4 separate regions of the Homo sapiens genome follow, and all the other regions are linked to region 1. Evidence: read pairs that join two places in POLR2A ChIA-PET (ENCODE). Cell type or tissue: GM12878. All regions are shown on one strand. Links, peaks and the distances in the headings refer to the core of each region. The heading gives the core; the rest is flanking DNA.

Evidence for each region. ChIA-PET counts read pairs that join two places held together with the same protein. Peaks named below come from ENCODE experiments on the same cell type or tissue, not always from the same donor. Only the 100,000 strongest peaks of a DNase experiment are listed, where the experiment ranks them.
Region 2: POLR2A ChIA-PET joins it to region 1 with 8 read pairs; 2 of 35 experiments call an interaction of 5 or more read pairs at or near these places.
Region 3: POLR2A ChIA-PET joins it to region 1 with 5 read pairs; 2 of 35 experiments call an interaction of 5 or more read pairs at or near these places.
Region 4: POLR2A ChIA-PET joins it to region 1 with 6 read pairs; 2 of 35 experiments call an interaction of 5 or more read pairs at or near these places.

Annotation. Positions count from the first base shown.
Region 1 is chr3:15,464,247-15,472,023 of GRCh38, reverse strand. COLQ (collagen like tail subunit of asymmetric acetylcholinesterase) reads left to right here. Exons shown (of 17, transcript NM_005677.4): 11 at 1,408-1,488; 12 at 5,587-5,683. Among named protein-coding and RNA genes, the nearest start is that of MIR4270, 28 kb to the left of the region's middle. In GM12878, for the core only: a CTCF peak has its summit at 1,569; a DNase peak (open chromatin) is centred at 4,553.
Region 2 is chr3:15,540,972-15,548,748 of GRCh38, reverse strand. No RefSeq gene overlaps it. Among named protein-coding and RNA genes, the nearest start is that of COLQ, 23 kb to the right of the region's middle. In GM12878, for the core only: no CTCF peak of the experiment used is centred there; no DNase peak of the experiment used is centred there.
Region 3 is chr3:15,845,446-15,853,222 of GRCh38, reverse strand. It overlaps a transcript of ANKRD28 not described here. Among named protein-coding and RNA genes, the nearest start is that of MIR563, 24 kb to the left of the region's middle. RefSeq lists enhancers at 6,330-6,829, 7,318-7,397. In GM12878, for the core only: no CTCF peak of the experiment used is centred there; no DNase peak of the experiment used is centred there.
Region 4 is chr3:15,381,872-15,389,648 of GRCh38, reverse strand. It overlaps a transcript of METTL6 not described here. Among named protein-coding and RNA genes, the nearest start is that of METTL6, 42 kb to the left of the region's middle. RefSeq lists enhancers at 4,960-5,009, 5,130-5,229. In GM12878, for the core only: no CTCF peak of the experiment used is centred there; a DNase peak (open chromatin) is centred at 4,588; H3K4me3 peaks cover 1,374 bases; H3K27ac peaks cover 4,219 bases.

The DNA.
Region 1 (7,777 bases), core at 1,460-6,459:
AATGTAGAGAAGGGCCACACTTCCTTCTGACAATCCCTGAAAAAAAAAAAAAAATGCTGCTTGTGCTGCTGTTTTCTCCCAGCCATAAAGACATCCCCGAGCCTCTCTAAAACAGCCAGGGAAAAACTGCAAGCATCTCCATGGCATGCGGCATCCATCCTATCCTCTCACACGCTCCCATTCCCTAGAGAATGTTGAAGGATGTATGGGTTGGAAAGAAATAACAGATTTAAGGACAATTCTTGGTGAAACAAGACATTGGTGGCTTGGGTAGGGACACATTGGCTGAGCTGACAGATAATTTCAGAGCTTTATGTTTGATCCTTTCCATATACAGGTGTTCCCTGGAATTTTCCATTGTGTTATACCTCCTCTGACTGCCATGTGAAAAAGTGCCTGGGTGTTTTTTGTTCTCTCTGAGTGTCTGGGCAGCTCTTCATGGGCACTGGCTGCTGATTAACACTCATGGTTGCTATTGCTAAATTTTTCTTGTTGGCTGTGCATTCTGGGCTGTTGGGGGATTACTGGAGATAGGAATGAAGCGCCCTGTGGGCTGACCCAAAGAAATAGTAAGTGGGGCTGGAATCCATGTAGAAGAAAATGGGGAAGAAGGAGAGAAACTAAGATGGAGAAATGAGTTTTGTGAAATATTGGCCTTAAACTATGAAATTCTGCAATGGGTACATTGGGTTTTGATAGTTCAACATAGAGCTTTACAAACAGGAATATTGTTTCCATTGTTCTCCATGCCTTTTTCAATAATTATATTGAAGATGTGAACATATGTTTGGAACATCTCTCCCACAAAAGAACTTTCATCTAAATCAAATGGAAGTGAGCTGGAACTCAAACCAATGCTTACTAAGAGTGGGCAAGCACATAATCCTAAGCAAGAGTCATTAAATGAGTAGAAACTTCCCAAAGATGACAGCTGGCAAAACAGTGTCCAATCATTTAAAAACCTCCAGATTTGAATTTGTGCTAAAAACAGCACGTAAGAAAACACAACATAAAATTCCAACTAGAAGGAAAGCGTTTTCCCAGACAGCTTGTAGTAATTAGCACAGGCATGCTGTGCTGGATGCCCCAGCCTCTCACTGCCTGTTCTGGGTGATGATTTGTCTCTTCTATTTGGCCATCAAAATGTGTGCTGCTCCACACCTGTCCCTCTCAGGTAACAGATAACCCACTCAGAATTACCTTCTTCCTTCCCTCCTCTTCCATGAAAGACATGTCTGCCTTTCTCATGACTTCCTCACTCTGCTAACCTTGCAGGGCAGCCCAGTTGGCATAGATTCGGAATGATCAAGTAGACTGCCCTCGTAGCCAATGACTGGCTAGACCTGTGTAGATGTGCCCACTCCACATGCCCTAAGTCCTCTCTTGCTTCTCTTTCCTTCTTTCCAGGGTGAAATGGGTCCAAAAGGTGAACCTGGGATAGCAGGACACCGAGGACCCACAGGAAGACCAGGAAAACGAGGCAAGCAGGTAAGGATCCCAGGGCTTACCACCCGCCTGAGGTCAGAACTTCCTGACCTGGCAGTGTGTGGAGTGGCAGGCAGGTGGCGTTAATCAGAGATATTCTGTAGACCTTGACTCCAGCATCCTCTGGGCTAGCAGACGGGAGCAGCACCACTTCCAGAAGCTGCTGGCATCTCTAGGCTAGCCGTAGTTTGAAGTGGATGGGATAGGATGCTCCATGTGAACTGTGCCAAGGCCAGAAGCAAGAGTGGATATTTGGTTCATAAAAATAAGTCTGTCTTAACCAAAGCAGCTAGGAATGGAAGGCAGATATGGTCATTTACCCAGAAAACCTATTTTATGCTTCAATGTCCCAGACACAAATGAAGTTTTAAAAATGAGCCTAGATATTTTCCTGCTGTTGAGAGGTCTTCTGGGTCTCAACAATAGGGTGGTTTTTCCCTACTCAGGCCTCCAATTTGTAAGTGACCTTTTTTCTTGGGTTGATTAACATGCTTAAGGCAGTTGTTCATTCTGAACTCCCCCTGGTCAGCAGGCTCTTGTGTTAAGCCATGTGATGTGACATGACTGCTCTAGAGACAGCCTTAGCTGTCTCATATATAATCCTGAGAGGTAAACATCTTTGGATGGAAGCTTTTTCCATTCTTTTACTTATTTCCTTAGGCTATATCTGTGGCCCACAAACTTAATCTTACATCAAGATCACCTGGGGGTGGGGCCGGTGATTAAATACAGATGTACAGATCCCCCACATCAGGTGCAATGGTTGTAGTTCCAAGCTTGCCACTCCTCATCCCCAGTGCCTAGGCCTTATTTTCCAAAGACCATAATATAATTGACCTGGAATGAGCTTTCAGCATGGGTTTGGTTATTTTTTTTTAAGCTCCATATGATTTTAATGTGCAGCCAGGTTTCAGAACCATAATAACACTATGAAGCCAATTCTGGTCTTTTCCCAATCAATTTAGAAAGAACACAGGCTCCAACCTGGAAAATTTAGACTGTGCAGTAACTTTCGAAGTTACAATCATCCAGTCCAGTTTTCAAACTTTGATCATGGGTAGCATGGTCATGGTTTCACAATGATGCCACAGATACCAATTTCTTAAAAGTAGGCTCAGATAAAAAAGGAAAAATATGGGGGAGAAATCTTTTCTTATATCACTTTATCCCCTCCTAATGATTTCCATTCATAATATTTTAAGCTTGGGGTTCCAGAAGCTTCCTGGCTTCCTTCTGTCTTGGGCAGTGTTTGCCTTTTCCTAGTTCCTGGCGATAACCAAAGCCAGGAAGGCCATTTCTTGAGCCTGCTGAGACTAATTCCGTTGGAATCATAAAAGCTACACCAAAACCACATCTGGGAGCTCAGAGAAGTTAGAGAAAAGAGCCCAAGCTTTCGACAAGACATTGTGAACAACCCGAGGGTGCTGCAAACCCTCGGTGTTGGGGTCGTTCCAGTTGGGAGATAACGAATTGTTAGCCTTAGAAGCCTGATGTGGTATTTATTTTTATCATGAATTAATCTCCCAGCATAGTCTTACATACTCTTTGTTTGTTGGCCAGCAGTGCTGAGAGTCTCTGAAAGTTATTGTTAAGTCAATCCAAAGCCAAAAATCAGAAATTCAGAAGGAATTTCAGATAGTAATTTCTGTGCCAGAAGGATTACAGAGACCACTTAATCCAGTCTCCTCAGGTTATTCTCAAGGAAGCTGAGGGCCAGGGAGGTGGAGTTGCTTGCCCAAGACCCCTCCATGAAGTCAGCTTCAAAGCCAGGATTAGAATCCAGAGAGTTGAGTTGAGACCAACTTTCCCCACATGACTTCTTCTCTCAGCTACCTTCATGCTTCAGGACTTGCCTTCAGGCAAGCCCAGGAAAGCAGCTGTTGACTTTATTATAAAAATCTTCTCAGCCGGGAGTGGCGACTCATGCCTATAATCCCAGCACTTTGGGAGGCCAAGGCAGGCAGATCACCTGAGGTCAGGAGTTCGAGACCAGCCTGGCCAACATACAGTGACATCCCACCTCTACTAAAAAATACAAAAATTAGCTGGGCATGGTGGCACACACCTCTAGTCCCAGCTGCTTGGGAAACTGAGGCAGGAGTTGCTTGAACGCAGGAGGCAGATGTTGCAGTGAGCTAAGATCACGCCACTGCACTCCAGCCTGGGCGACAGAGCAAGACTCCGTCTCTCAAAAAAAAAAAAAAAAAAAAAAAAAAACTTCAGTAACTGAGAAACAATTTCCTTGAGAGAGATCACCCAACTTTGTGGCAAATAAGGAATAAAGAATGCCTTTCCTGGAAAGCTCTACTCAGTGAGTCCTGCTGATAGAGACGTGGCTCATTCTGAGCGATGGCCGATAAGCGGAATATTCCATTACTGCTGGTGTCAGAATGAAGGAGCATTTCCAGCTCCTTCAAGCTTTGGCACTTCCTTTGCTCAGAGCCAGCTGACATGGCCGTTAGAAAAACAAGACTGAACTGTGGCTATATTAAGATGTGTGACTTCCTTTGCCATCCTGAGACCCAGCTTGGTTACTGCAGGGAATGCTTCAGCTAGGCTGAGGCTTAAGAACTCCCTCCATAAACATGGAATCAGAAATAAACTCTGACCTCACGGATCCCATATTCAGAGTTCAAGAACTCCTTGCACATTACCAAGACGGCCCCCAGTGCCATGTGGACAAGGCAGCCGGTCACCTGTCACCGTTGTGGCTGGAAAGGAGTCCCAAGCCTGCCTGCTCCCCAGATTTGAGGAAGATTACATTTCATCAGGTGGGCAAGCCTGCCAAGGCGCAAGTGTAGTAAGAAGAACCAGGTCAAAAATGGCAAGTGTCAATCACTGCTCTGATTAGGCCTGAGGCAAGAGCAGACAATTAGCAAATTGCTCAGGGGAAGAGTCAATAGCATGCACCAGCCTTGGTTTCGGGGTGACTCCTAAGAGCAACCCTGAGGGAGAACAAAGAGCCCAGTCTTTGCTCTTGATACTCCCAGAATAGGCAGAAAAGAGGACACTCCATGTGGAACGGCTGTAGCCACAGATGTGCCCTTTTTAATAAACCAAGACTTAACTACGTGAAACAGATGGAACCAAGCCAGTTGCTGTGATAATTGGCTTGCCCCACATAGCTCTTCGTTCTGTACAAACCACATTTTCACATCTGAGATCTTTGTTAGTTTCACAGACCTATGTGGGTGTAAATTTACTGGCCTCATTTTAAAGATGACAAAACTGAGGTACAAAGCAATGACATGAGTTACCTGGAGTCTCAAGGTCAAGGTGAAACCTCTGGATTTACAGATCAGCAAAGCTGCCTACCATTGTGTTTCTAGCATCTTTGTCCTCCCTCATTTCATCTGGGGAAAGGAGGTGAGCTAGACAGATTCCAGCCCATAGGGAGTGTATGTCTCATGGGGAGACATCAATGAAATGACCACACAAATAATCCATATGCTATGATCTGGGATAAATGCCATGAAGGAAACAGGCTGAGTTATGAGAGCTTATGGTGGGGTGAACTGACTCCATCCAGGAAGGTCAGGGAAGGCTTTGCCATAGGGCATTTGAGCTGAGAGCCAAAGGGTGAGTGACAGTTAACTAGGCTAGGGGGAAGGAAGAGATTTTGGGGCAGAGAGAAGGGTCTTGAGAAGGGGGATAATAGACATGGTGCCCTTGAAGACCAAAAAGGCCAAAAGGCTGGAATGAAGCTGGAAAGCCTAGCCATGCAAGGCTTCGCAGGCTGCAGTAAAGAGCTAAGTCTTTATCCTGAGTGCAACGGGAAGCCAATGAGTGAAAATAGCTCATTTCTAGGCCTCCATTTCCTCATCTGCCCAGGGCCTAGAGTAGATTTGACTGGTTCCTTTCAGCTGCCATGTGCCACATTTGTAGAGCAAGAACTAAGGTCTACAAATTTGTAGCCATCACTATCTCAAATGTCACTTGCCCTAAGCTTATTAAGAGCTCGATGGTCAAGACCTCTGGAGCTGCATCCCCCACTGGGCTCTTGCTCCTTAAGTGCAAGGTGATCTCTGATTTGGTGATAAATGGGGCGGGAAGCTTGCTATGTCATGCTTTCATAACAGGCTCTGCCTTTCTCTCTGTCAGGGACAGAAAGGGGATAGTGGAGTTATGGGCCCACCAGGCAAGCCTGGGCCTTCTGGTCAACCTGGCCGTCCGGGGCCCCCAGGCCCCCCACCTGCAGGTAAGAGCTACACTGCTTCACTTGATCCACTGTTGGAGTACTGGCCAGCCTCCCAGAGAGGGCACAAGGAGATGCCAGCAGAGATGCCTTGTGTTTCAAGTTAGAAACTACCAGAGACACTCCAATATCTTTGTAATTTCTCCACGATTTAGCTCATTCAACTTTTATGCAAGAGAGATAAATGCCATTCTGAATTTGTTTTAGCATTCTGGAGAACAAATAGAGGACAGAAAAAAAGCACATTAATGATGTCATTTATACCTTAAGTGAAAAATAACAGGAACATATTTCATCAACTAATACCTTTTTCTAGATAAAAGTGTCATGGCTCCAAGCAATTCTCTTAAACCTAGAAGTAAAGGTGACATTGCAGGTTTTTTCCAATTTACAGTGTTATAAAAGAGTCCTTATTTGTTTGCAATAGCTAGAGAAAGAGGCTGGGCATGGGTGGCTCACGCCTGTTATTTCAGCACTTTGGGAGGCCGAGACGGGCAGATCACTTGAGGTCAGGAGTTTGAAACCAGCCTGGTCAACCATGGCAAAAACCGTTCTGTTTTTGCTAAAATACAAAAATACAAAAATTAGCCTGGCATGGTGGCACGCGGCTGTAATCCCAGCTACTCTGAGGCTGAGGCAGAAGAATCACTTGAACCTGGGAGGCGGAGGTTGCAGTGAGCTGAAATTGTGCCATCTCGAAACTCTGTCTCCAAAAAAAAAAAAAAAAAAAAAAGATGTAGAAAGAAATTACTAAAATAAAATAAAAAAATAAAAAGTTGGCTGGGCGCGGTGGGTCACGCCTGTAATCCCAGCACTTTGGGAGGCCGAGGTGGGCAGATCACGAGATCAGGAGATTGAGACCATCCTGGCTAACACGGTGAAACCCCATCTCTACTAAAAATACAAAAAATTAGCCGGGCGTGGTGGCGGGCGCCTATAGTCCCAGCTACTTGGGAGGCTGAGGCAGGAGAACGGCATGAACCTGGGAGGCGGAGCTTGCAGTGAGTCGAGATCGCGCAACTGCACTCCAGCCTGGGTGACAGAGCGAGACTCCATCTCAAAATAAATAAATAAATAAATAAATAAATAAATAAATAAATAAATAAATCAAAATATAAAGTCTGTTATTGAGAAGGGCATAGATACACTGCTTCCTTGTATGTTGTTTTCAAGACGGAGCCTTGCTCTGTCGCCCAGGTTGGAGTGCAGTGGTGCGATCTTGGCTCACTGCAACCTCCACCTCCCGGGTTCAAGTGATTCCCCTGCCTCAGCCTCCTGAGTAGATGGGATTACAGGTGCCTTCCACCACGCCTGGCTAATTCTTGTATTTTTAGTAGAGATGGGGTTTCACCATTTTGTTCAGGCTGGTCTGGAACTCCGGACCTCGTGATCCGCCCACCTCGGCCTCCCAAAGTGCTGGGAATACAGGCGTGAGCCACCACACCCAGCTGCTGCTTCCTCTTTTACCTCATTCAATTTTATTAGCTAAGCCCTTTATTTCGTTCCCTTGTCAGCTCATGGTAGGGGCTTTCACAGCACATCAACTGTATAAAGACAGTATCAAGAAGATCATTTGTTGACTGCAACATTTTCTGTCTTCAGTTATACAAAAGGAATCCAAACAATTTTTATTCCAACTTTTTTCTTAAGAAAATGAAGACATTTACAATTCCACAGTGTATTCCCCCTCCTCCTGTGTTTATGGAACTATATTTGCAACCACATCATGGGATGGGCAAGAAATGTCATATTTTGTTAGATCCTTTAAACTAAGTTAAATCTGGCTCTGAGAGTCCAACCTACTAGGATGCCAAATAAATTAATTCAGGCATTATTAGGATTTTCACTACTCCTCCAACAACCACAAATAGGTTGGGCAAAGATCCTGGTGAATTATGGCAGAAAAATGTCAGGGAAGGTCCCTCCAACCTTTGGTCTACTCCATTCACCTCTGAAATAGAGTAGAAATAGAAATAGACTTGTTGTCCAAGTCCCTGTGGTCCACAGATACCTGGTGGCTGCTGTTCTCATGCCATACGTGGGTATCAGAACATTTTCAAGGCTGGGAGTCCTGGTCCCCACAGTTCAACTTTCCAA
Region 2 (7,777 bases), core at 1,766-6,765, 76 kb before region 1:
AGAATTGATGAAGCAGAAGAAAGAATCAGTGAGCTTGAAGACAAGCTACTTGAAAATACATGGTCACAGACAAAAAAAAAAAAAAAAGAAAGAAAGAAAAGAATGAAGCATGCCTACAAGATCTAGAAAGTAGCATCAAAAGGGCAAATCTAAGAGTTATTGGCCTTAAGGCCGGGCATGGTGGCTCACGCCTGTCATCCCAGCACTTTGGGAGGCCGAGGTGGGTGGATGATGAGGTCAGGAGATCGAGACCATCCTGGCTAACACGGTGAAACCCCATCTCTACAAAAAATACAAAAAAATTGGCCAGGTGTGGTGGCACGTGCCTGTAGTCCCAGCTACTTAGGAGGCTGAGGCAGGAGAATCACTTGAACCCGGCAGGTGGAGGTTGCAGTGAGCCAAGATTGTGCCACTGCACTCCAACCTGGGTGACAGAGCAAGAGTCCGTCTCAAAAAAAAAGTTATTGGCCCTAAAGAGGAGGTAGGTAGAGAGAGAGATGAGGGTAGAAAGTTTATTCAAAAGGATAATAACAGCTTCCCAAACCTAGAGAAAGATATTAATATTCAAGTACAAGATGGTTATAGAACACCAAGCAGATTTAACCTAAAGAAGGCTACCTCAAGGCATTTAATAATGAAACTCCCAAAGGTCAAGGATAAGGAAGTCAGCCTACAAGCAAGAGAAAAGAAACAGTATACAATGACGCTTCAGTACGTCTCGCAGCAGACTTTGCAGTGGAAACCTTACAGGCCAGGAAAAAGAGTGACATGACACATTTCAAGTGCTGAAGGAAAAAACTTTTACTGTAGAATAATATAACCAGCAAAAATTTCCTTCAACTGTGAAGAAGAAATACTTTCCCAGACAAAAGCTGAAGGGTTTCATCAACACCAGACCTGTCCTACAAGAAATGCTAAAGGGAATTCTTCAATCTGAAAGAAAAAGACCTTAATGAGCAATAAGAAATTATCTGAAGCTGCAGAATTCACTGTTAATAGTAAACACACAGAAAAACACAAAATATTATAACACTGTAATTGTGGTGTGCAAACTCATATCTTAAGTAGAAAGACTAAATGATGGACAAGTCAAAAATGGCCAGGCACAGTGGCTCTTGCCTGTAATCCCAGCACTTTGGGAGGCCAAGGTAGGCAGGTTGCTTGAGCTCAAGAGTTCAAGACCAGCCTGGGCAACATAGTGAAACCCTGTCACTACAAAAAAATACAAAAAATTAGTTGAGTGTAGTGGCATGTTCCTGCACTTTCAGCTACTCAGGAGGCTGAGGTGGGAGTCACCACCCTGGAGGTCGAGGCTACAGCCAGCCTGGGCGTTAAGTGAGAGCCTATCTCAAAACAAAACAATAACTGCAACAACTGTTCAAGACAGAGTTCAGTAAGGTATAAATTAAAACAAAAACAAAATAAAAAGTAGAGGGAAGAAGTTAAAGTGTACAGATTTTTTATTTTTATTTCTCACACTATACTGATGTAAAAAGTGTAGCATTTTAATTAGTTTTCTCTTTGCTTGTTTATACAAGTGTTAAGTTGTCATCAGTTTAAAGAAATGGGTTATAAGATATTATTTGCAAGCTTCATGGTAACCTCAAATCAAAAAACATATGATTGATAACACAAACAATAAAAAGGAAGAAATTAAAACATACCACTAGAGAAAATCACCTCGGCTAGAAAGGAAGACAGGACAGAAGGAAAGAAGGAAGAGAAGACCACAAAACAACCAGAAAACAAGTCATTACTTATCAATAATAACATTGAATGTAAATGGACTAAATGCTCCAATCAAAAAGCATAGAGTGGTTGAATGGATAAAGAAAAAAAAAGACCCAATGATCTGTTGCCTACAAGAAACACACTTCACGTATAAAGACACTCATAGACAAAAGAAAGGGATGGAAAGAGATACTCCATGCAAATGGAAATCAAAAAAGAGCAGGAGTAGCTATACCTGTATCAGACAAAATAGACTTCAAGACAAAAACTGTAAAAAGAGGCCAGATTATTATATAATTATAGAGGAGTCAATTCAGGAAGAGGATATAACAATTATATATGCATCCAATACTGGAGCACCCAGATATATAAAGCAAACATTAATAGAGTTAAAGAGAGAGATAGACCCCAATATAATAATAGTGGGAGACTTCAACACCCCACTTTCAGCATTGGACAAATCATCCAGACAGAAAACAAAGTAACATTGGACTTAATCTGCACTGCAGACCAGATGGACCTAATAGATATTTATAGAACAATTCATGCAATGGCTGCAGAATATACATTCTTCTCCTCAGCACATAGATTATTCTCAAGCATAGACCATATGTTAGGCCACAAAACAAGTCTTAAAACATTTTAAAAAACTGAAATAATATCAAGTCTCCTCCCTGATCTCAATGGAATAAAACTGGAAATCGATAATGAGGAATTTTGGAAACTATACAAACACATGGAAATTAAACAGTATGTGTCTGAGTAACCAATGGGTCAGTGAGGAAATTAAGAAGGAAACTGAAAAAATTATTGAAACACATGATAATGGAAACACAGCATACCAAAACCTATGGAATACAGCAAAGCAGTGCTAAGAGGGAAGTTTATAGCTATAAGTACCTACATCAAAAAAGTAGAAAAACTGGCTGGGTGCAGTGGCTCACGCCTGTAATCCCAGCATTCTGGGAGGCTGAGGTGGGTGGATCACCTGAGGTCAGGAGTTCAAGACCAGCCTGGCCAACATGGTGAAACCCTGTCTCTACTAAAAGTACAAAAGAAAAAAGCTGGGTGTGGTGGCACATGCCTGTAATCCCAGCTACTCAGGAGGCTGAGGCAGGAGAATTGCTTGAACCCAGGAGGCAGAGGATGCAGCGAGCCAGTATTGCACCACTGTACTCTAGCCTGGGTGACAGAGCAAGACTCCATCTCAAAAAAAAAAAAAAAAGAAAAAATAGAGAAACTTCAAATAAACAACCTAACAATATATCTTAAAGATTTAGCAAAGCAAGAGCAAACCAAACTTAAGATTAGTAGAAGAAATAATAAAGAGCAGAGCAGAAATAAATGTAATTGAAATAAAGAAAACAATGCAAAAGTTCAACAGAACAATTTTTTAAAAAATAAAATCCTTTCGCCAGATTAAGGAAAAGAGAAGACCCAAATAAATCAGAGATGAAAAAGGAGACATTACAACTGATATCACAGAAATTCAAAGGATCATTGGAGCAACTATATGACAAGAAATTGGAAAACCCAGAAGAAATGGATAAGTTCCTAGACACATACAACCTACCAAGATTGAACCATAAGTAATACCCCACAAGCACAGGCAACCAAAGCAAAAATAGACAAATGGAGTCACATCAAGTTAAAAAGCTTCTGCACAGCAAAGGAAACAAAGTGAAGAGACAACCCACAGACTGGGAGAAAATATTTGCAAACTACTCATCAGAATATATAAGGAGCTCAAACAGCTCTGTATGGAAAAAATCTAATACAATTAAAAAATGGGCAAGAGATCTGAACAGACATTTCTCAAAGTAAGTCATACAAATGGGAAACAGGTATATGAAAAGGTGCTAAATATGGTCATCAGAGAAATGCATATGAAAACTGCAATGAGATGCTTTCTCACCCCAGTTAAAATGGCTTTTATTCAAAAGACAGGCAATAACAAATGCTGGAGAGGATGTGGAGAAAAGGGAACTCTTGTACACTGTTGGTGGAATATAAATTAGTACAACCACTATGGAGAGCAGTTTGGAGGTTCCTCAAAAAACTGAAAATAGAGGGCCGGGCACAGTGGCTCACACCTGTAATGTCAGCACTTTGGGAGGCTGAGGAGGGTGGATCGCTTCAGCTCAGGTGTTTAGACCAGCCTGGGAAATATGGCAAAGCCCCATCTCTACAAAAATACAAAAATAAAAAATTAGCCAGGCATGATTGTATATGCCTATAGTCCCAACTACTCGGGAGACTAAGGATGGGGGATTGCTTGAGCCCAAGAGGTAGAGGCTATGGTGAGCCGAGAGTGTGCCACTGCTCTCCAGCCTAGGTGACAGAGCAAGACCATGTCTCAAAAAAAAAAAAAAAAAAAAAAAAAAAAACCCACTAAAAATAGAGCTACAATATGATCCAGCAACCCACTCCTAGGCTTATACCCAAAAGAAAAATCAGTATATTGAAGCAGTATCTGCACTCCCATGTTTATTGTAGCACTGTTCACAGTAGCCAAGTTCTGGAAACAACCTAAGTGTCCATCAGCAGATGGATGGATAAAGAAAATGTGGTACATATACACAATGGAGTACTATTCAGCCATAAAAAGAATGAGATCCTTTCATTTGCAGCAACATGGATGGAATTGGAGGTCATTATGTTAAGTGAAATAAGCCAGGCACAGAAAGACAAACTTCACATGTTCTCACTTATTGGTGGGAGCTAAAAGTTAAAACAATCGAACTCATGGACATAGAGAGGTTACCAGAGGCTGGCAACAGTAGTCAGGAGAGAGGGCAGTGGGGATGGTTAATGGGTACAGAAGAATAAAAAGAATGAATAAGACCTAGTATTTGACAGCACAACAGGATGACTGTAGTCAACAATTGTACATTTTACAATAACCCAAAGAGTATAATTGGATCGTTTGTCACAACAACAACAAAGAAGGATAAATATGTGTGGTGATGGATACCCTATTTACACTGATGTGATTATTATGCATTGTATGCCTGTATCAAAATATCTTGTGTACTCCATAAATTTATACACCTGTGTACCCACAATTTTATTAAAAAATTTCAGACCAGCTTCCCCTTGATGAGTCAGCAGATGACCTTTTCTCTCCTCGCCTTCCCCACTGTGATGTGTGTATAGTTGGGGGCACCATTAGCTAGGGGCATTTCTGTTGTCCAGGTCCTCTGGAAAGTAGATGCCAAGGTAGGATTAAATACATGAGGGACTTTATTAAGGGAAATGCCTCTGTGAGAGAAAACAGAAGAGCTGGAAAAGGCTGAGAGCCATCAGACTGCAATGCAGGTCAGACCTCAATGAGGAAAGAGGGTAGGAAGGATGGGCAGAAGCATCCTGGCTGGGTGCCATCTGAGGAGAATTTGGCAAGACTTTTATCAGAGGAGTCCCATGCCTCCCAGGAACAGGGCCACCTTCATATTTCTACTGGACATTGGAGAGGAGCAGCACAATGCCTGGGAAATGTGGCCTTAGCGTAAATGTGGGTGACAGATTTCAGAGAGTGGCAGCTGGGGCTCTTGGTCAGTTATGCTCCCGTGATTGGAGACAGATTCTCATGGCTGCACAGGTACTTTCTGGAGGTCTCTTTGTTGCTGCCTTTAGACTGTTAGAACTGAAAAATCGGGAGGTGAAGTTTGCTTAGCAGCACTTACAATCTAAGGATCTGACCCAAGTCCATCTGCATCTCTCCCTCTTCGACAGACAGATGGTATGTCGGAAAGTGTTGAGTGTGGTAAGCTGGAGTTTCTATTCTGGCTCTGCTTTGGGTTATACAACCTCTCTGAACCTCAGTTTCCTCATCTCTATAATGTGGGTTCCAGAATGCCTAACTCTATAGAGCTAAGACCATATGCTGTTTATAGAAATGCTTATTATGAAACCTGGCACCAAATAGCTCCTTGAAAAACATAAGCCCCTCTTCCTTCGTTCCGTCTTTATGCCTCTGGTCCCCCTCCCTCTTAGAGTATAGGATGAGGAGAAAGCTAGCTTTGCTCCATCGTGGAATCCTCTGTTAGACAAGTCCCTACATCCATATTGTTACTATGTGCCATTGACACCATGTCTGTTGCCCACTGGAGAACTGGCTGCAGCCGGTGTTTAATTTGGCCACCTTCCTTCCACATCTCAGCACAGAGCTGGGTTGTCAGTGTCAGTGCAGGAAAGAGCACATTCATTTCGACCCAACTGAATTAGCCAGGCCAGTCGGCAGCCAGGAAGTCATGTGCTGCTTTCCCGAACCAAATATAAATTATTTTTAGATTATTCATTGTTTGGTATTGTCCATACCACAGCTCCCTCCTATTAGAGCACATCAGAGAAAATTGGCTGCAGCCAATTAATGGATATTTAGCAAACCATTTGCCAGTCCTGGGCCTCTGTGTTCTCATTTGTGAGAAGAGTGGTTGAAATTGACCCATAATTCTCAACCCTGGCGGCACATTGAAATCACCTGGGGAGCTTTTAAAAATCCTGATTCCCAAGCCACACCTCAGACCAATTACATCAGAATCTCTAGAGTGGGCCCCAGGCATCAGTATTTTTTAAAGCTCTCCAGGTGATTCCAGTGTGCAGCCCAGTTTTGGAACCAGTGAAGGAGGATTTCAAAGCTTCCTTCCATCTCTAATTCCAGGGATGATGATCTTGAAAAGGGTATAGTCTACTTCTAATTTAACTCATTGAAATAGGAGTTACAAGAATGAGTATTCCAGCAATGTTATAATTTTATATTCTCAAGTTCCCTGTTCTTAATCATGTTTCTGTTTGGCATCTTGGTCACTCACTGTTTAGATTCATAAATAATACTTTTTTTCTATATAAATATTTGTTTACTTCATGTGTCTGCCATTCTTTGTTTTCACTTATGTTGTGGCAGGTGTACATTTCACAGAATTGGTGAACTTTTCTTTATTACTCTATAATAGAAATTAGCTCCTGAACTCCATTTCCACTTAGTATTTAAGTGTACAGCTCGGTGAATTTTTCATATGTATGTGGCCATGTAACCACCACCCAGATCAAGGTATAGGGCATTGCCAATAATCCAGAAGGCTCCCTCATGCCCCCTCCAGCCAACCCATGCATCCCCCACAGCCATTACTCTTCTGACTTCTATCAGTAGAGGTTAAAACTCAAGTCTCTTTTGAGTAAGTCTTTAATTTAGGCTCATTCCTCTCCCTTGTTTTCTTCTTCTCTGGGGACGATCTAATTTTCAGGGGCCTTATTACCATCCTGCCATCAGGGGAGAGTTCTTCTTCAAGAATGACTGATTCTTTAATCTGTGTATACGCAATAAACCATCCCAAACCAGAGTGACTAAATCCAAGACATTATTCTCTCATATTTTGTTGGTTGACTGGATTCAGTGGTTCGGCTTATCCTGCTTGAGCTGTCTTATGCAGCTGTGGGCAGATGGCAGCTAAAGCCGGATCCTCTGGAGGACAGCACTGGGCTGGAAGGCCTGAGTTGCCTGCCTTCTTCACTCTGAGAAAATAAAAATGAGCTTGGGCTAAGAATGTAAAAAAAAAAAAAAAATCTGCCTAAATAGGCATCAGGCTGGAATAACAGATGCAGATTGACATGATTTGAATCTGTGTCTCCACCAAATCTCATGTCGAATTGTAATCTCCCATGGTGCAGATGGTGGGAGGTGATTGGCTCATTGGGGCAGAGTTCTCATAAATGGATTAGCACCATCCCCTTGGTGCTGTTCACATGATGGTGAGTGAGTGAATTATCGTGAAATCTGGTTGTTTAAAAGTGTGTGGTGCCCCCACTCTCTCTTCCTCCTGCTCTGGCCACGTAAGACACGTCTACTTCCCCTTCACCGTAATAGGTTTCCTTAGGCCTTCCCAGAAGCCAGGAAGATGGCAGCATCCATGCTTCCTCTACAGCCTACAGAACCACTAGCCAATTAAACCTTTTTTCTTTATATATTACCCAGTCTCAGGTATTTCTTTATAGCAGTGTGAGAATGGACTAATACATGGATAAAGCCAGATGTGAAGTTAACAGGAGG
Region 3 (7,777 bases), core at 1,123-6,122, 380 kb before region 1:
ATCATATCAAATCAGTAACAAAGTAATACCTTAAATTTAAAGCCAAAATTAATGAAATTATTAGTTACTTAAAACAGTAATGTTTTAAACTGTTACTGGGATATTGTATACAATGTAAAGTTGAAGTGGTTTAATTTTCAAATATTTTAGGTTTAATTTCCATTCCCATCCCTCATCCCCAATTCTTAGTTATGCTATTAAATTATTCATCCACCCTCCTTAAGCGATACTGATTTAAAAAAAAGTTACCAGGATTCTTCTATGTGTATGCTGATTGGCTTACATAGTAGAGTCTGGATAGAATTATTATGCCTATTAGCTTTTGTGAGAAGGCTACTTTTGCCTAGTCAATTTAAGTTGACATTCTTTTTTTTTTTTTTTTTTTTTTTTGAGACAGAGTCTCGCACTGTCGCCCAGGCTGGAGTGCAGTGGCACAATCTCAGCTCACTGCAAGCTCCACCTCCCAGGTTCATACCATTCTTCTCTCTCAGCCTCCCAAATAGCTGGGATTACAGGCACCCGCCACCATGCCTGGCTAATTTTTTGTATTTTTAGTAGAGACGGGGTTTCACCGTGTTAGCCAGGATGGTCTCGATCTCCTGACCTCGTGATCCGCCCGCCTCGGCCTCCCAAAGTGCTGGGATTACAGGCGTGAGCCACCATGCCCGGCGTAAGTTGACATTCTTATTGGTAAGGGTTTACTCGTCTAGATTTATCTATTTATAAATTTAAAGATATGTATTTTCTATTCCTCAGGATTTAAGTCCAAAGATAATATTAAAACATCTAGCACAAGACAGTTAAAATACTTTAAAAAGGCAATTGAGTAGAGAAATTCAGAAACTTAGAATAAGAGTTGTTATAGATGAGAATTACATTTATTTCCTGTTACCAAAAATACTAAAGAAATACAGGTTTTATAATAAGGAAGCATAAATTAGTATAGAGAGGCAGCCTTTTCTCTTGAACAATTTCTATATTAAAAAGTTTGATCTTTTTTATATTTTAACCAGCATTATTGAGATGTAATTCACACACAAACTTAAATTGTACAATTAAGTGTTTTTTAATATATTCACAAAACTGTGCAAGTACCACCAAAATCCATTTTAGAACATTTTATGACAAAAACCTTTTACCCCTAAACTATCAACCCCCGAACCTCCATTCTTGCCAGCTTCTTGACGACTACTATTCTGTCTCTGTAGACTTTTCCTGTTTCACTTGGTGTGTTTTCAGGGTTCATCCACTTTGTAGCAAGTATTTGTATTTATTTTTAATTGGTGAATAATATTCCATTGTATGGATATACCATATTTTCTTTATCCATTCATCAGTTCATGGACATTTGTGTTTACATTTTTTGGTTGTTATGCTGATACAAACATTTGTGTACAAGATTTTATGTAGACGTAAGTTTTCATTTCTCTGGGATATAGGAATGGAATCATTGGGTAGTATGGTAACTCTGTATTTAGCCTTTTGAGGAACTATTCTGTTTTCTAGAGTGGCTGCACCATTTTTCATTCCCAGCAGCGTATGAGCATTCCAGTTTCTCCACATCCTCAATACTACTCGTTATTGTCTGTCTTAAATTATAGCCATCCTAGTGTGTCTGAAGTTGTATCTCTTTTATTTATTTATTTATTTATTTATTTATTTATTTATTTATTTATTTTGACACAGAGTCTCACTTTGTCACTCAGGTTGGAGTGCAGTGGCATGATCACGGCTCACTGCAGCTTCAACCTCCTGGGCTCAAGTTATCCTCCTGCCTCAGCCCCCCAAGTAGCTGGGAGTACAGGTACATGCCACTATTCACAGCTAATTTTTTTTTATTTTTGGCAGAGATGGGTTTTTGCCGTGTTGCCCAGGCTGGCCTTGAACTTACGAGTTCAAGCCATGTGCAGCCCTCCCCCTCCCCAGCCTACCAAAGTGCTAAGATTACAGGTGTGAGCCACTGCACCCAGTCATGAAGTAGTATCTTACTGCAGTTTTGATGCCTAATGATGTTGAGCATCTTTTCATGTGCATATTGGCCATTTGTGTGTCTATTTTGGAGAAGTATTTATTTGTGATAAGGATATAGGAAAAAACAAACCCAGTTTCTCTTACTATAATCTGACAACATAGAATGCTTTTGTGAGCAAATGTGTCACATTTCAGTTTTCCCCCACATACCAAGGAAGCAACCAGTTCTTCAGCAAATTCTCCAGTGTACACCAGCTAGATGTCCTCTCATTCAGTTTAGTTCTGACACTGTCTACCTGTAGATATTGTCAGATCCACAAGTGCAGTCCCACAAGACTGCCTCCACTTCAGATGCCAGTTGCAAGCCCCAAGTTGTTTTACTTGGGCTTCTGATGACTGGCTATAAATTGGAGTTCCCATGACCCCCTCCTTGGGTTTGATTAATTTGGTGGAGCAGTTCACAGAACTCAGGGAAAACCTTATTTTTACTTATTTATTCTAAAGGATGTTACAAAAGGATAGAGATGGAAGAAATACATAGGGTGAAGTATGGCAGAAAGAGTAGAAGCTTCCATGCCCTCTCTGGGGATGCCACTGTCCAGGAATCTCCGTGTGTTCAGCCCAGAAGCCTCCTGAACCCAACAGAAGAGAAGACAGAGACAGTAGGTGAGAAGGCCATGTAAAGATGGAGGCAAAGGTTGGAGTCATACAGTTCCAAGCCAGTGAACTCCAGGAGCCCAGATGCTGGAAAAGGCAAGGAAGGACTTCCCCTTAGTGTTCAGAAGGTCACCTTGATTTCAGGCTAGTACTCTCCACAACTGTGAGAGAATACATTTCTGTTTTTTAAGCTACCAAATTTATGGTTATCTGTTATGGTCATTTGTTAGCCCTAGGGAGCTAATATAAGGAAAAGTTTTTAGCTCTTACATTTAGGGCTGTGATCCATATTGAGTTGTTTTGTATATGCTATGAGGTAGGATTTCAACTTTCTCTCTCTCTCTCTCTCTCTCTCTCTCTCTCTCTCTCTATATATATATATATATATATTTTTTTTTTTTTTTATTGCATGTAGATACCCAGTTGTCCCAGTGCCATTTGTTGAAAAAGGTAATCTTTCCCCCATTGAATTGTCTTGGCATCTGTATCATAAATCAGTTGACTCTAAATGTGGGAGTTTATTTCTGGGCTCTCAGTTCTGTTCCATTGGTCTATATGTCTGTCCCCATGCCAGTACCATGCTGTCTTGATAACTGTAGGTTTGTAGTGTACAGAGTCAGAGATCGCTTCCAACCCTGCTTTAACCTCTTACTTGGCTCTTCAGCTGAGTCTAGAAACCACATTGACACCAGGCAGATTAACAAGAGAAAAATATACAAATTTAATAAGTTTTCCGTATACATGGTGATCTTCACAAGAGATTGAATTCTGAAGAAGTGACCAAAGCAAGATGCTTTTATACTTTTTAGACAAAGAATGATAAATTTGAGGAAAAATGATAGAACAAAGAAAATCTGGCTGGGGCAGAAAATTTTCTAGGGGAGTTAACTAGGAGATATATTGGGGAGGGGTGTGAAACAGGTAGAAGATAAGGATTACTTCCTTAAGAATATTTATTCAGGTCCATTGTAGCTTCCAATTCCAACTCTCTGGAAGTAAGGGTTATTTTTCTCTCCCTGGTATGGTGAGGGTACCCCTCCTAGAGGAATCTTTATGTCTTGGCTGCGTGTAGGAAGAGACAGGTTAGCTCACCCTGTCTTTGTAGAAAACTACAATTTCTCTAATGTTTTCAACTCAAAATAATCACTATACCAATCTGACTTATATCTTGGAATGACAGATCCTTCACTCCTTCAGTAGTAAGTTTGAAATTGGGAAGTGCAAGTCTTCCAATTTTTGTTTTTGTTTTTTAAGATTTTGGCTTTTATGGGTCACTTGCATTCCCATATTTTAGCATCCATGGGTCAATTTCTTCCAGAAAGACAGTTGTAATTTCGATAGGTATTGTATTGAATCAATAGATCAATTTGGGAAATACTGCCATCTTAATGATAATAGTCTTTCCATGAACATGGGATGCTTTCCATTTATTAAGGTTCTTTAATCTCATCGTATCTTGTAGTTTCAAGAGTACAAGTTTTGGACTTTCTTAAATTTCTAAGGTTTTAAAATGCTATTGTGTATGGAATTTTCTTATTTTTAGATTGTTTATTGGTAATATATAGAAATACAAGTGATTTTATATATTGCTTTTGAATCCTACAACTTTGTTGAACTTTCTTATTAGCACTAATACTTTTTTAGTGGCTAGAGATAATTTTCCGTGACTAGAGATAATTTTGCTTTTTTCTTTCCAGTCTGGATGCTTTTTATTTCTTGCTTACTTGCCCAGACTAGAACCTCCAGTACGGTGTTCAGTAGAAGTGGTGAGAGTAGACATCCTTGTCTTGTTCATGATCTTTCATCATTAAGTATGATGTAGCTGTTGGTTTTTCATAGATGGTTTTTATTAGGTTGAGGAAGTTCCTTCCTATTTCTAATTTATTGATTGTTAGCTGCTGCTATATTTTTTTTTTTTTAAGTTAAGGTCTCACTTTGTCACCCAGGCTGTAGTGCAGTGGTGTGATCATGGCTTACTTGCAGCCTAGACCTCCTGGGCTCAAGCGATTCTCCCACCTCAGCCTCCTGAGTAGGTGGGACCACAGGCATGCACCACTATGCCTGGCTAATTTTTTAATTTTTTTGTAGAGATGGGTCTCCCTCTGTTGCCCAGGCTGGTCTTCAGCTTTTGGGCTCAAGTGATCCTCCTACCTTGGCTTCCCAAAGCACTGGGATTACAGGTGTGAGCCACTACATTCAGCTATTGTTAGCTTCTTAAACATGGATTAAATAGCCCCTGTCTTGCACAAGGTAGCTATTTGGGTATAATGAAAGTTTAGGAAAGAAAAATCCCCTGGTTTTAACCAAGATCACATTATTGTCAGAGTTTCTTCATTCTTAAGACTTCCAAATACTGTTTCTTTAGTGGTGATTCCCAAATTTGTGGTTCTGGTTTTGAGTTTTCACCTAAGTTTGAATCTCTCTAACATCTGCCTATTTGATAATTCCAGTTAGCTACATTTGTGTTGCCCCAAATTCAGCATGACTGTTTGTAAATTTATTTGACTCTGATTTTATTGTGCATCAAGTGCTATACCAGACTCCAAAGGACACAAGAGTGTGTTTGGAGAACTGTCAAGAAGTAAATATGGTTGCAACACAGAGGACTTGAAGTGAGAAGAAATGACCCTGTTGGAGATAAGGGCCAAATCATGAAGATCCTGTGTGCTGAGTTCTAAGTTGGAACTTTATTCTGAAAGCAATCATGAGCCACTGGAAGAGGCAAAGCAGGGAATCGGTGCAGGATTTTGTTTTGAATCAATTCTGGAAGATAGTATAGAATATAGGTTTGTGTTGAAGGTGAAGCTGGAGGCAGGTGGAACTGGTAGTAAGTGTTATCCATTTGAAAAGTGGTTTTTACCTAAGATACTGGCAAAAGGGATGGATTCCAGAGATACTTAGGATGTAAAATTGATAGGACTTGATAACTGGATAGTAGGGGCTGAAGGAGAAGGATGACTCTTCAGTAACTCCTGGGGATTTGACTAGAGGGCCTAAGATTTAGAGCATGCTGGAAGAGCTGGTTTGAAGGTGAGGTGAATTCAGTTTTGGATATATTGAGGTCCTTGTAGGACATCTAAATGGAGAAGTGTTGTTACAGTAGACAGTTAAATGTGAGGCTGGGCTTTTAGGTGATAATTAAAGTGAATGAGGTCACTCAAGGAATGAGAAAAAGCTCATGGCCCAGCAGAGTATCATGGAAAATATGGAATGAATGGAGGAAAGAAAATCTAAGAAGCTGCTAGAGTTAGGAAGAAAGCCATAAGAGATTGCTATCACAAGCAATCCCAGTTGCACCCTATATTCTCTTAGACATGAAGTCTTAATTTTTTCATCACTTTTTAGTTTTTCTTTATTTAGTACATTCTTTTAAATTTTTCATGGAAAAGTTTCTTGTTTGCTCCAAGTTCTTTACTTTCTAAGCCACTGTTTCCTAACTTTGGAGCATACATCAGAGTCACTTGGCAAGCTTAAATACATATTCTTTGGGATCCTATTAGACCTGCTGAATGATGATCTTCTGGGGGTAATGCCCCAGAATCTGTGTCTTAAAACCTCTTGTGGTAAAGACTAGCTTGCTGTTTACCAAACTTGTTTTCTTTTCTCCCAGGCCCCAGATAACTTATATTTACTAGACCTTTTGTGTTTGGGGATGGCCATATGATTGAAATCTGGCCATAGGAAATAAAGCAGAAGTGTTGAGTGTTACTTTAGTCCTGGCAAATAGAAACCTCCCTTGAAAGATTGTCTTTCTTTTCCACCTGCTGGCTGGGTGGTGGTTGCCAGAGCAACTTTGGAAATGAGGGGTCAAAGAGAACTGAACTTCTTTCAGCCTGGGTTGTCTCCAGCCTCCTCAGGCACACCCAGCTGATCATTAACATAGATTTTTTGACTTTATGTGAGCATGAAATAAAAATAACCTATTCTGTTATGTGATAATTTGGGATTTATCCATTACAGCATCCACTATTACTTTAATCAGTGGAGCTCTTTCGATTGTTATAAAATGGTCAGAATTTAGGAACTGTTGCCCTTGGTTTATACTGTTTGTATTTTTTAACTCGTTTATATGGTAGGTAAGCTTTCAGCTGTTGACTTCCAGACCCTGTATATATTGTGTTTGTGAAAGCAGCCTCGGGGGCTTTACCCTGCAGAGCCACAGGGGCAGAGCTGCCCAAGGCCTTGAGAGCTCACCTCTTGCATCAGTGTGCCCTGGATGTGAGACATGGAGTCAAAGGAGATTATTTTGGAGCTTTAAGATTTAATGACTGCCTTGCTGGGTTTCAGACTTGCATGGGGCCAGTAGCCTCTTTGTTTTGGCCAGTGTCTCCCATTGGAACAGGAACGTTTACCCAATGCCTGTACCTCCATTGTATCTTTCAAGTAACTAACTTGTTTTTTATTTTACAGACTCGTAGATGGAAGAGACTTGCCTTGTCTCAGATGAGACTTTGGGCTTGGATTTCTGAGTTAACGCTGGGACGAGTTAAGATTTTGGGAGACTATTGGAAAGGCATGGTTGGTTTTGAAATGTGAAAAGGACATGAGATTTGGGAGTGGCCAGGTGTGGAATGATATGGTTTGGCTCTGTGTCCCCACCCAAATTTCTTCTCAAATTGTAATCTCCATGTGTCAGAGGAGGGGACTGGTGAGATGCTATTGGATTGTTGGGGCAGATTTCCCCCTTGCTGTTCTCTTGATAGTGAGCGAGTTTTCACGAGATGCAATGGTTTAAAGTGTGTGGCACATACCCCTACCTCCTGCTCCACCATATTAAGACGTGCTTGCTTCCCCTTTGCCCTCCACCGTGATTCTAAGTTTCTTGAGTCATACTTCTTATTAAGCCTGTGGAACTGTGAGTCAATTAAACCTCTTTTCTTTGTAAATTACCCAGTCTCAGGTAGTTATTTATAGCAGTGTGAGAGTGGACTAATACGTGAAGGTTAACAACAGCTGGCTTTTAAAGGATGTATAAGCAGACTTCAGCATCAGAGTGAGCAGTGGAGTTGAAACCAGATAGAATAGCAAGTGTGGTATTAGTCAAGTAGATCTAATAAGTAGCCTAATCCAAGGCATAGGCAGGTAGTTAGAAACTAGCATGTCTGTAAGTGCCTGAATGATTGAAATAGAGATGTCTGGAATCAAGAAA
Region 4 (7,777 bases), core at 1,575-6,574, 82 kb after region 1:
GAACCCAGGAGGTGGAGGTTGTGGTGAGCCGAGATTGCGCCATTGCGCTCCAGCCTGGACAATAAGAGTGAAATTCCGTCTCAAAAAAAAAAATTAAAATTAAAAAATAAATTCTGGAGGAGTACAGGCAAGGCAACCTCACCCCAATATATGGCTCCCTGGTATAATGAGTATTTTGAATTAAAGGTCCTTAAAGATCAATAGATGCTAGAAGAGACTTTTTCTCTATCTACATAAAGGGCTGAAGGACCCACCAAGGAAAACGATCGTTTTTCCTTCTGCTTCATGCTTTCTCATCTATTGCAGAAAAGAAGAGCAAGGAATTAACCACACCTAAACAGACTTATTCACAAGATAATATTCTTCTCTCAGGCTCAATTTCCAAAGAGCACTTTGGGGAGCCAAAGTGGGAGGATTGCTTGAGGGCAGGAGTTCGAGACCAGCCTGGGAAATGTAGCACAACCTACAACAAAAAACTTAGAAAAAAAAAAAAGGCCAGGTGTGGTGCCTCATGCGTGTAATCCCAGCACTTTGGGAGGCTGAGCAGGAAGGATTGTTTGAGCCCAAGAGTTTGAGACAAGCCTGGGCAACACCGTGAGACTCCATCTCTATAAAAAAAAAATTAGCTGGGCATGGTGGCATATGCCTATAGTCACAGCTACTTAGGAGGCTGAGGCAGGAGTGAAACCACCACTGCAAAATTATAACTGAGACAGTGAAAGAGATCTGACTGAACCAACTCTATCTTCCTTCTAACCTCCGAGCTGTATTTGTTCATTCCTGAGTGTAGGCTGAACTAACTTTGGGAGAAAAGTAGTTTATAATTTAAAACTTAGTTTATAGTTTAAAACAAAGATGGCAACAGCCCTTTCCCAAAACAAACGCCCTTCTTGCCTGGGGACTAGACAGCCTTTGTAGGACTAAGAAACTAGCCACAAGATTAGAAATTATGGTTTAGGAGTCATACAGCTGGATGCTACAAGATTTTGGGCCTCCTTAAACTGCTCCTAAGATCAGTGCTCAGATGTTCTGCAGACCCTGCACTTGATGGATCAACTGGCACCACCCAGATGGATAAACTGGCTCATCTGATCTTGTGGCTCCCACCCAGGAACTGACTTAGTGCAAGAAGACAGCTTCAGCTTCTTATGATTTTATCTCTGACCTGATCAATCAGCACTCCTGGTTCACTGGCTTTCCCCTACTCACCAAGTTGTCCTTAAAAACTCTCATTTCCTGGCCAGGTGCAGTGGCTCACACTTGTAATCCCAGCACTTTGGGAGGCCGAGGCGGGCGAATCACTTGAGGCCAGGAGTTTGAGACCAGCCTGGACAACATGGCAAAATCCCGTCTCTGCTAAAAATACAAAAATTTGCTGGGCATGGTGGCATGTGCCTGTAATCCCAGCTACTCAGTAGGCTGAGGCAGGAGAATCACTTGAACCCAGGAGGCGGAGGTTGCAGTGAGTGGAGATTGCGCCATTGCACTCCAGCCTGGGCGACAAGAGCGAAACTCCATCTCAAAAACAACAACAACAACAACAACAACAACAACAACAAAACTCTTATTTCCAAATACTGAGGGAGACTTTTTTGAGTAATCATAAAACTCTGGTCTCCCGCACAGCTGGTCTGTGTGAATTACTCTTTGTCTACTGCAGTTCCCCTGTCTTGATAAATTGGCTCTGTCTAGGCAGCAGGCAAGGTGAACCCATGGGTGGTTACAAGAGGATCACATGAGCCCAGTAGGTCAAGGCTGCAGTGAGCTGTGACCACACCATTGCACTCCAGCCTTTGGGACAGAGCAAGATCCTGTCTCAAAAAAAAAAAAAATCTTTTTTTCAAAGAGAACGATTTACAAGCTAATCTCTGTTCCCTGATCCATTCATTCTCCCTAGCAATCGTTTATTGTACCTCAACAGAATTACCTATATTCCCCATCTCCTCACTCCCCTCTCAAATAAGGCTATATAAGTATTTGGGCCCCACTGGGATATTGAGTGATCACTCTGATTCTCCCCTGTGTACACATTAATAAGTTTTGATGCCTTTTTCCTACTAATCTGCATTTTGTGAGTTGATTTTTCAGTAAACCTTCAGAGGACAAAGGGGAAGTTTTTCCCTTGGCCCCTACTGTCAGAGGCATTTGAACCAAAGTGAATAGGAGCTGGGTAAAATAAAGCTGAGACCTACTGGGCTGCATTCCCAGGCAGTTAGGCATTCTTAGTCACAGGATGAGATAGGAGGTTGGCACAAGATACAGGTCACAAAGACCTTACTGATAAAACAGGATACAGTAAAGAAGCTGGCCAAAACCTGCCAAATCCAAGATGGTAATGAAAGTGACCTCTGGTCATCCTCACTGTTCATTATGTTAGAATCGGTAGTTAGGCAGACATGAGCAGGGCAGGGGAGGGCCCTGTCTCCAGGAATGTCAGGTGATCATCAGATGATGGTCAGGCAGTTGTTAAACTGTCTCTCTAAAATAACAATTGGTTGTAGCCAGTGCCAGAGAAAGACAATCTCCCAATAGATAGAAAACACCTGAAACTAACTGGGCACCATGGCTCATGCTTGTAATCCCAGCACTTTGGGAGGCTGAGGCAGGTGGATCACCTGAGGTCAGGAGTTCAAGACCAGCCTGGGCAACATGGTGAGAACCACCCCCCATCTCTGCTAAAAATACAAAATTAGCCGGGCGTAGTGGTGCATGCCTGTAATCCCAGCTACTCAGGAGGCAAGGCTGGAGAATCGCTTGAACCTGGGAGGCAGAGGTTTCAGTGAGCTGAGATTGCACCATTGTACTCCAGCCTGAGTGACAAGAGTGAAACTCTGTCTCAAAAAAAAAAAGAAAAGGAAACACCGAAAACTGGTAATCAGCAGCTTCCTGGTAAGATCTTTGGAGTTGGGCAAGTGGACTAAGGCACGTTCACTAAGAGGCAAAACAGCAGAGTTTAATGGGTGTATGACCTTCCTCTGGGAACACTTGACTGGTAATGGAAACACACCTCAACTTAGCATGTGTACAACTTCAGTAAACATACTGCACATACACACAGCCCACCCCAAGGGGACAATTAAGGGAAGAGAAGCAGAAACCCTGGAACCATGCCCATGTATAAAACCTCAAGTCAAGGGCTGAAAAGGGCACTTGGATCTCTCAAGTCACCCACTTGGCCCTCTTCCAAGTGGACTTTGCTTCCTTTCATTCCTGCTCTAAAACTTTTTAATAAACTCTCATTCCTGCTCTAAAAGTTGTCTCAATCTCTCCCTCTGCCTTAAACCTGCTTCTGCCCCTTGGCTGAATTCTGTCCTCCAAGGAAGCAGGCATCTAGTTGCTGCAGCCCCATGTGGCTTTGCTGCTGGTAACAATTATATGCTAGCTATAATGCATTAGCATGCTAAAAGACACTCCCACCAGCACCATGACAATTTACAAATGCCATGGCAGTGCCTGGAAGTTACCCTACATATTCTAAAAAGGGGAGGAACCCTCAGTTCTGGAAATTGCCCACCCTTTGCCAGAAAACTCATGAATAATCCACCCCATATGTAGCATATAAGCAAGAAATAACCATAAGTTTACTCATAGAGCAGCCCATGCCTCTGCTCTGCCTATGGAGGAGCCATTCTTTTGTTTCTTTTCTTCTCTAATAAACTTGCTTTCACTTTGCAGACTTGTCCCAAATTCTTTTCTCGTGCAAGGTCCAAGAACCCTCTCCTGGGGTCTGGATTGGGATCCCTTTCTGGTAACACTACAATTCTAAGAGCTCTTTTTTATTGGTTCACCTACAGGAATAAACTGAGGCAAAATTAATGTAAGCAGAGAGTTTATTTGGGCCAAATTTGAGGGCTACAGCCCAGGAGACACAGATTCAAGTTAAGTTGCCCTGAATATATGCTGTGATTAGCAGCACTTACAAGTGGATTTTTTGGTTTTTGTTTTTGTTTTTTTGGAGACAGGGTCTTGTTATGTTGACCAGGCTGGTCTTGAACTCTTGGCTTCAAGCAGTCAACAAGTGGGGTTTTTTTGTTCGTTCGTTTGTTTGTTTTAGATGGAATCTTGCTCTGTCACCCAGGCTGGAGTGCAGTGGCACAATCTTGGCTCACTGCAACCTCTGCCTCCCGAGTTCAAGCAATTCTCCTGCCTCAGCCTCCCTAGTAGCTGGAATTACAGGCGTGCACCACCACGCGCAGCTATGTTTTGTATTTTTAGTAGAGACAGGTTTTCCCCATGTTGGCCAGGCTGGTCTCAAACTCCTGACCTCAGATGATCCGCCCACCTCGGCCTCCCAAAGCGCTGAGATTACAGGTGTGAGCCACTGCGCCTGGCCAACAAGTGGGTTTTTAAAGGAAAAAAGAAGGGGCAGTTCCTAAATTGAACATAAGCTACTAATTGGCATATGTTGTTCTTTGTATCACAAATTCCAGGAACATGAAGATAATGGGTGAGGGTCATATTGTGCAACTTGTGATAGCATTTTGGGTAATTTATCAGCCAGTCTGGAAACTACATGGAAGGAAAGAAAGAACAAAATGCCTTTAAACAATTGTTCCTAGGCATGATTCTCTGGGGAGGGGTGGGTGTGACTGAAGATTCATTCTCTGAAGATTGTGTCTCTCTGGACCTGATAAATTTTGCATACCACACATTTTTCAGACTTCTCTGAGCTACTTCTCTTTCTCACTTCAGTGTTCATTTTAAAAATAGTAACCCATTATTTCACAGATGCAATGTGTTATTTCTCTAAAGCATGCATTTCAGTAGAGAAGGGGTCTCTAAGAGGGGCAGTAATTGTCCCCCAAGGGGGCAAAAATTGGTTCTTTGGGGATTGACAAGAGAATGTTTTATATAACAGTGATCTGTGGCCTTCAAAAACTCAACCCTATCCAACAAAATCATATTCATTCTTCTAGAGTTGAAGTGTCTTTGCCTGGGCTGGAGTGCAGTGGCGTGATCACAGCTCACCTCAGCCTGGAACTCCTGGGCTCAAGTGATCCTCCTACCTCAGTCTCCCGAGTAGCTGAGGCTACAGGTGTGTGCCATCACACCCAACTAATTTTTTTTTCTTACAGAGAGATGGTCTCGCTATGTTGCCCAGGCTGGTCCTGAACTCCTGGCCTAAAGCGATCCTCCTGCCTCGGCCCCCCAAAGTGCTGAAATTACAGGTGTGAGCAACTGCACCCAACTTCTTGTCCATTAATATTTAATTTCTCTCTGCATAGTCTCGTTTTCTCTATTTTTTTCTTTATTTCCTGTTTTGGTCTCTATCTTTATTAGGAGCTTTTCTCAGATGTGTGGTGACCCTTGGTTTTCCATTCATATTTTTTTTTAATGCGGAGCTTAAAAGCTGCTTGGAAGCTCTGAGCACATGAGGTGGAGTTGTCAACATGGGCTTCATTTTATTTATTGGTTTTTACTTATTTTGTTTTCTTTTATCTCTTTTTTGTTTCTTTTTCAGGTCTCAAACAAAAGTCTGGAACCTGGGATTCTTTGTAGGATATCTGGCTGTGCTTTTGTATTATATGAACCACAGAAAATAATCTTCCAGTATGATATTGTTTTCAGTATAGTACCTCAACCCTAATTTTGCCTGGTAACCCTTTATCCAGAGACCTTTTGTTTTCAACTTACAGTCTTATTCTGGGGTGGGGGATGTACAGTCTGGCTGTGTGGACTTGCAGGAGAGATTTAGGGTTCTAACTTCTTCTTACTGACTTCCAACCAATTCTCCTGTATTCAGTCTTATACACACCCCCACTTATACTAGACGTAGCTGGTACTACCAAAGCCTGGTCACAAAACTCTATGGGAGTCTCAATGCAAGTTGAGTTGCTTCTTGACTTTCATCCCTGCTGGCTTAAGACTCAGCTTCACAAGCCTGCTAAGTCAGTTGCTATTTATCCTGTTTTCTAGCCCTTCAAAATTTTAAATGAAAATTTACATTTTTAATTGACAAATAATATATATATGGGATAAATATGATGTTTTGATAGTAATAGATGTATACATTGTGGAATGATTATATGAAGCTAATTAGCATATCACACTCCTCACATACTTCTTTTTCTTTGTATTGAGAACATGTAAAATCTATTCTTGGCCAAGCATGGTGGCTCACACCTGTAATTCCAACACTTTGAGAGGCCAAGGCAGGAAGATTGCTTGAGCCCAGGAATTCAGGGGTTCCAGACACCAGCCTGGGCAACATAGCAATACCCTGTCTCTAATAAAAAAAAAAAAAAGTAAAAATAAATGTGTAATTTAAAAAATTCATTATTGTTATTATTTTTACAATTTTGAAACTGTAGGGGCCAGGAACAAACTTCCCCTTTGCCCTCTGAAGAATAACTAAAAAATCACTCACCAAATGCAGATTAATAGGAGAAATGGAATAAAAACTTAGTAATTGTTTTCCTTGGTGGATCCCTTAGGTCTTTATGTAGATAGGGAAAAGGTTTCTTCTAGCATCTGTTGATTGCTAAGGACATTTAATTCAAAATACTCATTATACCAGGGAGCCATATCTGGGGGTAAAATTCCAGATGCTCCTTCAAAGTATACATTATTATTGACTATGGTCACCATGTACAGTAGATCTCAAAAACGTATTCCCCCTGGCTAACTGAAATGTGTGCCCTTTGGTCAACATCTCCCCTACTCCTCTCCTCCCCCAGCCTCTGGTAACCACCATTCTACTTTCTGCTGCTGTGAGTTCAACTTTTTAAAATTCCACGTATAAGTGAAATCATGTGGTATTTGTCTTTCTGAATCTGGCTTATTTCACTTAGCATAATATCTTCCAGGTTCACCCATGTTGTTGCAAATGATAGAATGTCCTTGTTTCTAATGTTCTCCCAAATTTAATCAGTTGTATGGGGTTTATGTGATAAAAATATCCTTTTGCTGTCATTTTCGTGGGGTTTCCAGAAGGATCCTAACTAGGTACACATGCTTAGTCTGTCTTTTTTTTTTTTTTTTTTTTGAAGCAAGTCTCCCTCTGTTGCCAGGCTGGAGTGCAGTGGCCTGATCATGACTCATTGCAACCTCTGCCTCCCAGGCCCAAGCAATCCTCCTACCTCAGCCTCCAAGTAGCTGGGACTGAAGGTGTGTGCCAGCATGTGTGGCTAATTTTATTTTTGTAAAGACAGAGTCTCCTTATATTGCCCAGGCTGGTCTCAAACTCCTGGGTTCGAGATCCTCCTGCCTCTGCCTCCCAAAGTGCTGGGATTACAGGCATGAGCCATGGTGCCTGGTCTAGTCTGTCATCTTTAAACAATTGGGTTGGGAAGGAAAAGGTAGCACATAGATAGATGATTTAAGCAGAAATAGATAAGCATAATTGTCCACTGTAAAGGGGCTGAATGATCTGGAGAATGGAGGCATCTCAGGAAAACTGAACTTGGTGGTGTGTGCTTAGGACTAATGAAAAGTGGCCGGGCACAGATGCTCATGCCTATAATCCCAGCACTTCGGGAGGGTGAGAGGGAGTATAATTTGAGGCCAGGAATTCAAGGTTGCAGTGAGCCATGATTGTGCCACTGTTCTCCAGCCTGGGCAGCAGAGTGAGACCCCGACTCTTAAAAAAAAAAAAAAAAGAACCAAAGAAATGTTAGTTCCAGGGATTCCCAGGGACATGGGCAGGGTCCAAGAATGATGCTGAGTTAAGGTTAGGTGGCTATTCAGAAAGCTACTTCGACTTGTATCCCATATTATGGATCAAGGACCTTAAAAATAGCCATACTTTTTTTTTGTTCTAGTAACTCAATTTGTAGGA